Regions from separate parts of the Homo sapiens genome. Here region 1 is linked to region 2. Evidence: read pairs that join two places in POLR2A ChIA-PET (ENCODE). Cell type or tissue: IMR-90. All regions are shown on one strand.

Evidence for each region. ChIA-PET counts read pairs that join two places held together with the same protein. Peaks named below come from ENCODE experiments on the same cell type or tissue, not always from the same donor. Only the 100,000 strongest peaks of a DNase experiment are listed, where the experiment ranks them.
Region 1: POLR2A ChIA-PET joins it to region 2 with 6 read pairs; 2 of 35 experiments call an interaction of 5 or more read pairs at or near these places.

The regions. Positions count from the first base shown.
Region 1 is chr18:7,188,502-7,193,501 of GRCh38, forward strand. No RefSeq gene overlaps it. Among named protein-coding and RNA genes, the nearest start is that of LRRC30, 40 kb to the right of the region's middle. In IMR-90, no CTCF peak of the experiment used is centred here; no DNase peak of the experiment used is centred here.
Region 2 is chr18:7,759,038-7,764,037 of GRCh38, forward strand. All of the region lies in intron 1 of PTPRM (protein tyrosine phosphatase receptor type M), which reads left to right. Among named protein-coding and RNA genes, the nearest start is that of PTPRM, 190 kb to the left of the region's middle. In IMR-90, no CTCF peak of the experiment used is centred here; a DNase peak (open chromatin) is centred at 2,434.

The sequences.
Region 1 (5,000 bases), 570 kb before region 2:
CAGCATTATTCACAATAGCCAACTTATGGAATCAACCTAAATGTCCATTAGCAGATGAATGGATAAAGATGATATGGTATATAGTGGTATATATGCACAATAGAGTACCATACAGCCTTAAAAAAGAAGGAAATTCTGTCATTTGCTCCAACATGGATGAACGTGAAGGGGGCTTCTTATTGATTTAAGTTCCAGTTAACTAGGAAGATATAACAATTTAAAACTTTTATGCATCTTTTGCAACTTCTACACTATAGCTGTGAATGTATTTTTAAAAGTTGACATAACTAAGAATATATATCTGTCTCAGGAGATGATAAGCATGAAGAATTTGATAATGATAGAGAAGACTTGAACATGACACATTTAATAATTTGACCAAATATATGCACATGTAACACCAGACCCAACAGTGCTGGAAGACAAATTATTTTCAGGTACACAAGGCCATTTACAGATGTAAATGTTTCATATACATATACACACATTATGTTAAATCTTACCAAATTGTATAGTTTAAACACATACAGTTTATTTTATGTTGGTTATATTTTATTAAAGCTTTTTCCTTTTTTTTTTTTTTGAGACAGAGTCTCGCTCTGTCACCCAGGCTGGAGTGCAGTGGCACGATCTCAGCTCACTGCAAGCTCCGCCTCCCAGGTTCACGCCATTCTCCTGCCTCAGTCTCCTGAGTAGCTTGGGACTACAGGCGCCCGCCACCACGCCCGGCTGATTTTTTGTATTTTTAGTAGAGATGGGCTTTCACCATGTTAGAGTGACCTGGGAGGCGGAGCTTGCAGTGAGCTGAGATCGGCCACTGCACTCCAGCCTGGGTGACAGAGTGAGACTCCATCTCAAAAAAAAAAAAAAAAGCCAGTCAGCACAAAATACATGCAGCATGGCCCCATTTTTACATAAAGTTCAAAAGCAGGCAGAATTTAATGGTATAATAGTTTTTCCCTCACACCTCTTTGTATCTGCTCCATATTACTGAATTGCCCAGATGACAGGTTTCGTATAATCTATAAACTTGAGTAAAATCTAATACTGCTTCAAGTGCTGATTGTAAAATGAAGGAAATAGACATGTCCTTAAATGATAGTAATGGCCGGGCGCAGTGGCTCACACCTGTAATCCCAACACTCTGGGAGGCTGAGCTCAGGAGTTCGAGACCAGCCTGACCAATATGGTGAAACCCCATCTCTACTAAAAATACAAAACTTAGCCAGGTGTGGTGGCAGATTCCTGTAGTCCCAGCTCCTCAGGAGGCTGAGGCAGGAGAATTGCTTGAAACCAGGAGGCAGAGGTTGCAGTGAGCCGAGATCACGCCATTGTATTCCAGCCTGGGCAACATAGCGAAACTCCATCTCAAAAAAAAAAAAAAAAAAATGATGACAGTAAAAGCTGGAATTGATAAGCAAATAGGAAACTTGCACTTCCAATAATGTGAGAAGGTAGAGGACAGAGAACTAAATGGGCTCATTAAGTAGTCAGAGAAGATTTGTAAAAGATTTAAAATGGAGCTTGAAGGAAGAGTGCATGAAATGGGACCTGTGATTTTGGGTAAATCCCAGTGAGGAAAGTGCTTGGATGGTCAGGGCTGAGGCCAGAGTCAGGCGGGGTGACCAGAGAGGGGTGAAGAGTAACCCAGTTTGCCTGGAGATGAGGAGATGTTATTGCAGACAGGATTCCAGCTGAAAACACAAAGAAGGAATGAAAATTTTGTCTAGCTTGGAAATTTTGAGAATAACAGTATAGGGTAGGAAACTGAAAATAAAAGCAACAATTTGAGTGATCGTCTATACACATTTATTAGAAAAACTTGGAAGACCAACACTGTTCCATACATAAACATTATCTGCCCTTAGACAGAATGTGAAAATTGGTGCTCAGGTGAAACTCTTGCCCAAGGCACCTGGCTGGTGAGGCATAAAGCAAGGAAATAGAATTTTATGTTTTTTTTTTTCATGTATTCAAATCTTACTGCACAGAGCTTGGAACTGTAGGAGCAATCCATGTCCTTCTCTGGTTGCTGGACTTATTTGAGATAAAGGAAAAACTCACAGATATATTTGGAGAGAAAACATAGCCATATGTTCTGATCTAGTAACAAGATGATGACTAGGAATTAGACTTTCAAAGGAGAGTGTGTTACAAGGAAAACTTCCTTTCATGGGCTTCTGCTTTTATTGAGAATTACATGTGCTCTATTACACAGGTCTCACTCTGAGAGCTCTAGGGATTACAGTGATTACCCAACATGATCAATAAACTGGCCAATAACTCATCCGGGGTGGCTGGAGTGCAACACACTTTGCATTTTGTGATTGAAATTTCCTTCAAACTGTCACTTGTAACTTTGGTTTTATTCCAAATCTAGTAACCCATGAAAGTACAATGATCTTGGGGATTTATTGGCTGCATTGTGGCTGATGAAAACAGAATCTCTGACAGCCCAATTGCAATGTTCCCCATGAGACTTGTAACTAAGCAGAGGAGCCACTGTGATTACTCCAGGAGTCAGAAAACCTGAACTGTGACTGTGATTCTACCTCCATCACCAAGCCGTGTGAACTTGAATAAACCAGCTCACCTCTGGGAAATTAGCCTCATTCTCTAAACAGGGAAACAGCAACATTTAATCTCCTGAATTCACAGCATCTGTGTGAAAATCAGAAAATGAAAGCAATATTTGTCTAAAAACTTAAGCATTTCCATTAAAAAAGGAAATACTTTTTTTTTCCTACTTAAACAACTGAGGAGATAAACTTACTTTAAAAAAAGCTTTAAGGGCCGGGCATGGTGGCTCATGCCTGTAATCCCAGCACTTTGGGAGGCTGAGGTGGGCGGATCACGAGGTCAGGAAATCGAGGCCATCCTGGCTAACACGGTGAAAGCCCATCTCTACTAAAAATACAAAAAATTAGCCTGGTGTGGTGGTGGGTGCCTGTAGTCCCAGCTACTCGGGAGGCTGAGGCAGGAGAATGGCGTGAACCTGGGAGGCAGAGCTTGCAGTGAGCTGAGATCATGCCACTGCACTCCAGCCTGGGCGACAGAGCGAGACTCTGTCTCAAAAAAAAAAAAAAAAAAAAAGGAAAAAGCTTTAATAAGATATAACCAATATAAAATAAACTGTATGTGTTTAAACTATACAATTTGGTAAGATTTAACATAATGTGTGTATATGTATATGAAACTGTCTGCACGATCCAATCATGAACATATTCGAAATCCTCAAATTTTCCTGATAGCCTTGGTAATTCCCCTCCAGGCCACAGAATCCTAAGGCAACCAATGATCTGCTTTCTGTCCCTATTGATTAGCTTGAATATTCAATACTTTTATATAAACGGGAAAATAAAGTATGTACTCTTATTTGTTTTTGTTTCTAGCCTGGCCTTTTTCCTTCAGTGTAATTATTTTGAGAGTCATCAATTTTGTTGCGTGTATCAGCAGTTTGTTCCTTTTTATCACTGTCTACTATTCCATTGTGTGGATTATACTACAATTTGTTTAACCTTTCACCTGTTGATGGACATTTGGCTTGTTTCCATTTTTTGGCTATTACAAATACATTTGCTATGAATTTTAATTTGTTAGATGCTGGATATTTTCTCTCACAATGGATGTTTTTGAGCTTTGTTCTGGAATGCCATTTAGTTACTTGAAGAAAGTTCAATCCTTTTGTAGCATACCTTGAAGCTTTGTTGGCTGGGTCAAAGTAGACCTTATTACAAAGTTTCCCCACTGCAGAGGCAATACCATGTAAGTACTCTGCCTGATGTGGTGTGAAGTATGAGATTTTCTACTCGGGATCGCAAGCTGTTGCTGGGCCTGTGTGAGTTGAAGCGATTGGCCTCTGTAATCCTTTTGGGATTTTTTGGCTTTTTTCCGGGCCTTGGGTAGTCTTATCACATGCATACACCCATCAGTGCTCACCCACTGGCTGGAGGGCCTCTTAGCAGGTCTCTGGTGCTCTCTCTCTCTGTGTAACTCTCATCTCTGCGGTTCCCTCCCCTGCAAACTCTAGCCACTTTGGCCTCCCCATACTCCCAGCACTGTCTCCTGAACCATCTGTTTCTGCTTCCCTCCTTTCCAGGAAGTGAGCTGGGCGAGCAGGGCTCACCCTGTTGGTGTCCTCTAGCTCAGGGGTCAGTGTCCTGCACTGCTTGACGTCCAATGTCTGAAAACCATTGTTTTGTGTATTTTGTCCTGTTTTTTAGACATCTCATCTTGACTAGAAGTGAGAGTTTAGAATTTACTGTTTATACTGATTCTGCTTTACACAATCCTGTCTTTTTTCTGCTTGCCCGTCTACTTCTAATCAGGTGTTAGGATTTTGTTAAGCCAAAGCCATATTCAGTGGGAACCAAGGATTGGGAAGAAAGAAAGAACAGAAAATTAATGAAGTTAAAACAGTGTGACACGCCTTTGCTGGGTAACTTCCACAGGTGAGGCACTGTGCTAGGTATCCAGCAGGTGTTCCACACGTGCGTAAGCTACAGTCCCTGATAAGGATTCTGAGTCAAATGCTGTGATGGAAAACATTTTTTTTTTTTTGAGCTAAGAGTCTCGCCCTGTCGCCAAGGCTGGGGTGCAATGGTGCGATCTCAGCTCACTGCAACCTCTGCCTCCTGGGTTCAAACAATTCTCCTGCCTCAGCCTCCCAAGTAGCTGGGATTACAGGCACCTGCCCCCACGCCCGGCTAATTTTTTTTTTGGATTTTTAGTAGAGACGGGGTTTCACCATGTTGGCCAGGTTGCTCTGGAACTCCTGACCTTGTGATCTGCCCACCTCGGCCTCCCAAAGTGCTGGGATTACAGGCGTGAGCCACCGTGCCTGGCGGGAGAATGGTTTTTCCACAGCTTTAGGATTTCTCTGTGAAACAGAAGGTACCTCCATCCTGTTTCTTTTTTTTCTTGCTTGTCTCTCCATTCATTTCCCAAGCCTTTAAAAAAATGTCTCCAACAAGAGCATCTGTGATTGCTGCTTGGCAGTT
Region 2 (5,000 bases):
CTTGTCCTTCAGCAAGGGGTTGCAGCTACTAAGCACACATTTGATCATTGGTTTAAACCTTACAGAAATTGAGCTGGTCTGTGAAGCCTCCTCTAGGCAAATTTCTAGCTCCATGAAGGGTTACTATTTCTTAAGTCCAGTCAATATTCCATCGATGCACAAGTGTTTATTCTCTATTCACAACACACACAGTACTAGGTATTGTTAAAGGTAAGTGTCCAATATGGCCAAGGGCCAACAATAAGGGTATTTAAAGAATATCTCAAAGAGAGATCCAAGCCACAGATAATCAAATATAAAATTACCCACTCAGACTATTAAAACCAAATATATGGTGACACTTTGTTTAACTTATCCCAGCAACCACAAGTTCTTACAAGTCAGCCATATGAAAAATAAAAAAGCTTCCTGAGAAACAGAACTCCCTACTCTCTTGGTATATTAAACATATCCCAATGAATAGTTTCTGGACGCAGATAAGGCTCATCCCAGGCATATTATGAAGTCATTGAATTTGATACTGTCTTCTTTTTTTAAACTTATTTTCCACCCACTTTTCATATGTCTAATATTCTTATGTAATCTGCATCAAAATAAGAAATATCTAATATCTAGTTATCCTTACTTGTGGATTGTTTATGTGGCCCTGTGCACAATAGGTCTAAATAAATATTTTTTTGGAGTAGCTGTGGTTAGAGGACTGGCTATGTGAAGCCATTTTCATATTATGTTCTTTTGAGTTTTAAATTTCAAGCCTCTTTGTTACAGATGGAAAAATGTAGACTTACTCAAATAATTGTAGACGTTAGTAAGCAGAGGCTGAGAAGAGGTTTGGGTTAAGGAGAGTTGTACGGAAACTATAATATTAGGTGTTCTTCAGTGATCTTTTCAGCAAATATGATGTCATTTTGGATTGACTGGGATAGGAACAGTCACCTAAAATGGGTCCCAGCCCATGTAGGATTGACAATCCTAGATGCCTTGTCCTGTAACCTCAAGTTTCTTACTTTTTCACAATAGATAGGGAGTCTGGCCAGCTCTAGCACTGATCTTCATATCAGTAGGGTTTCTTCTGCCTTCTCTTCTGCTGCCGCTTCTCTTTTTGCTTTAGCATTGAGCTTAGCCATCCTTCTTGCTTGTATATTTAACATTATTTTATTTAGTTTTTCTATTATAGCCACTTTCCCCAACAGTCCACCTGATCTAACCTTAATTATGTTGCTGATAAAGAATTATTGTCTTTAAGGGAAGCAAAGAAAAAAATAATAGCATGTGCAATCTTAGAGTGGGAATATTACCTTAGAGATAATCTAGGCCTGGAAGAGTCTAGTATTGTTAAATATTAATTTTTTTTGTGGCCTAGTCTTTCTGTTGCCCACAGTACACCAACTTTTAAGTAAATGAAAGTTGAATATATCTGGTTGAAGCAGGGTTTTAGAAGGGCCTGCGCTGGGTTCGCCCTCGTGGGCTGAGAGAGCCTGAGGATTCTGAGGATCACAGGGTGAAAAACTCAGTGATCCAAGTCATCATGCTTTTTTTTATAGACAGGACTGAGACCCAGAAAGGAAAGGAAACCCACAGTTAACTATTTACTAGGTAGCTAGATAGGTAAGTGCGTCCCAGGTAGCTAGATAGGTAAGTAGGTCGATAGATACATAGCATAATGTATGTGTTTATAGAAACACACACATATATGCAGAATCACTTAATTCTTATAACATTCTAGAAGGTAGATGGTTTTATAGATGAATAGATGAGGAAAGCTTGTAAGTTGATAGGGTTGGACTCACCTATGCTCCTTCTGGTGGCAAATCTACATTCTTTCCACCCTAGCTCCATTCTGCTGCTTGGTTGCCTTGTCCAAAGCCACACACAGGCAAGGACAGGACTGAAACCCAGACCATCTGCCTCTTGGTCCAGGGTTGTTCTCTCAGCAGATCTGTTCTCTTCAGTCAGTGGTAAAATAATACATGCTAAAAAGTAAATGGAATATTGAGTAAACACTCAGTTAGAAAAAGAGAGAAAGACGTCCCAGCTGTGTTGACCTTGAGAAGGGTTAATGTTTTTAGTTCCCTATATTTTAGCAACTAATTGGTCATGGAAAAGGATGGGAAGGAAAGCTGATTCATCACAGTTTTTTGTGCTAAGTATTGCTCAGAGCTTGGAGAATTGCATGGAATCTAGCTTCCTTATTTAAAAAATTAATAAGGAAAAATTTTTCATTAAAGCATGCTTTCTTTATGGCCTGAGTATTGAAACTTGAGATTGAATATGTATTAACTACTTGTATGTTTCATAAATTTGAAATACACATAATATGTAATTATTGACATTCTTCTCATGTTTGAAACAAAAGCGGCAGACACACTGACTGAGGAGCTGAACCAGAGTTCCAGTATGATGCACATAAAGTCCGTGTGCTTTTTGTTGACTTATGCTGAGGTCTGCCAGATAACAGCCTTATTACGCACATTCTTAGAATAACAGGCCATTGATATCTTAGTAGATTCTTACATTTAGGTACTGACTCTCTGGTTTTCTTTTTTTTATCTGGCTCATGTAGGAAAAGGAGACCTTCAGGATGAGTTTTTGTTCTTCCTGTTGGCTCTTACAGCATTTTTCATATTTATCCTTTTAACTCCTCTGTGTTCCACAAGTTGTCTTCCTTGAGGACAAGGACTTCTTTTTCATCCTGTCCGTTCTCTTATCCCTTCCCCTTTTCCTCCCTAGTGCCTGACATCATGCCTGGCACACAAGTCCTTAGGAGGAGTGATGGTGACAGGGAAGGAGGGAGATGCCATGAGTCAGATAAAAAAGGCAAAACTCTAGAATCAGGAGTTTCTTCTTCCTTTGATGTAGCCAGAGTGTTCAGTGAATGGAGTCCATTAGATGTTTTTTCTTCAGCGCTCCTTTCTAATAAAGATAGAGCAGTAAACAGTTTTTATTCTTACCTTTGTTACAAAAAACTTTACAACATTCTGTTAAATCTAGCAAGTATTTAATGAGTGGCAAACACCTTTCCAGGACTGGGGAGACAGAGATGAACAGAACATTGTCCTTGTTCAAGGACCGCCCAGTGCAATAGAGAAGACAAGCATGTCCAAAGTTACATTGCCCTGCAGTATGATAAGGACATCAAGAAAACCTGTATATTTGGCAGTGATGGTTACCACATGGGAAGGAGTGATTGATTTTATCTGTGAAAAGCCCTCAGCAACAGGTACCTGGGAGAGGTGTTGTCCGAGCTGGGATTTGAAAAGTGTGCAAGAGTTTTCCAAGCAGATGCTGGGGGAGGGGTGGGACAAGTGCTGAACAGGTGCAGGGACCGCATGAGCATAGGGGTAGCATATGGGCAGGAGGATCATTGGGGGTGAATCTACAGATAGTCGGGAATTACTAGAGTGTAAAACTAAAGGGAAGTGGTGGCAAGGAATGAAGATAAAGAGGTAGACGGGGGTTGAATCAGAAAAACAACAGATGTCACATGATTAAAATTTGAGTACTATCCGATGGACAATAAAGGGCTGATGAATAGTTTTAAGTAGGGAGAGAGCATTTTCAGCTGTGTATTTTATAAAAATTCAGCTTGTTGGGAGTGTGTGGGATATACTGGAGAGAGCAGAATCCAGGTTTGAGGGAATGGGTCAAATCAAACGGGAACATGAGCTGAAACTCAAATTGTGGCATGGTAGGAATAGGAGACTGAAAGAAAAATTTAAGCAGTTGTTTAGGAGATAAGGTGTCAGGCAGAGAGAGGCAGTCACTCAGCCAATATAGGCAAGATAAAGAAAGAAATGTCTGTGACTTTGTTATCCTGTTTCAGATAGCATGTGCCAAACATAGTTGTGACTTTCTTTGATGTTCATCACCTTGTAACAGTGACTACACTTTCACATACACCTCTAAGTTCAATCTTCCCTATTTCCCTGGGAGTTAGGTGATAGATATTACAAAGGACTCATACATTCTATAGGGCCCACATTCTCAGGGACTTGCTCATGTTCAAAATTGCACCCCAAAATCCTTAAGGAACCTTTTGGGTGGGAGACCAGCATAATGTTTCTCAGTAAGTCCAATAAAGTCATCCCCTGCACCCCCTTGTCATTGGATTGCTGTTTATGCATTTGAGCATAGGATTAGATTGGTGATTTGGATTTTGGACACACTTTAATTAAAATGCTGATCTTTAAGCATGAAAATTATTTGGACCCCAGTGAAATGTCACACTAAGCAAAGCCTGGAGATGGAAGGAGCAGAGGCTAACTAGGTGGAGGTGGAGGAGCACCAGTTCATATTTCTAATTTCTTAGTTTCAGCTTGTTTGGAGCGTAAGATTGTTAGGCTTCTGGACTAAATGTATGATTTCTCTGTCATATGCCCCTTCCTTTTCAATGTTGAAATCATGTAAGTTGAGCATACCTTTGATATGAAGACTGCATATCTCCTTTTGATGCAAAGAGCAAGACACATGTAACTGATCCAGGACTCTCTGTATCTCAGTTCTATGATCCCAATTAAATACACTCATCTGTACGAGTTCCCCATGGTTGTATTAGAAGAAGTTCTCCTCATGATAGGAAATTGGAATGAATATTTTACCGACAGGATATGTGAAACTATATTTACTTTTTCCTTATAATTTGATTCTACCCAATGAATATAATGTGTAGAAAAAATGTTCATTGAGGGAAGTACATTTAGTTGAGTTTAGGTTAATCAATGTCTGGTGAAAATAAATAGTTGGCTGTCTGTTTTAAGCTGAATAAATAGCATGGTTTGGCTGTACTGCATATTGGTGAGTTCAGGAGTTTATCAGCTGTCCCAGATAATGATTTTATGCTAATAAAATCAAGAGGTGGATTTGTAAATCACACTAAACTGGCAGCAGTGCTACTGGGCATAAAATGCAATTCTTTTTTTTTTTTTTAATTAATTTCCTGGGTATCTCTAACCAGTAACCAGGATTGTTTTCTACCTAAGATATCTCTTCTTGTTTTGAGT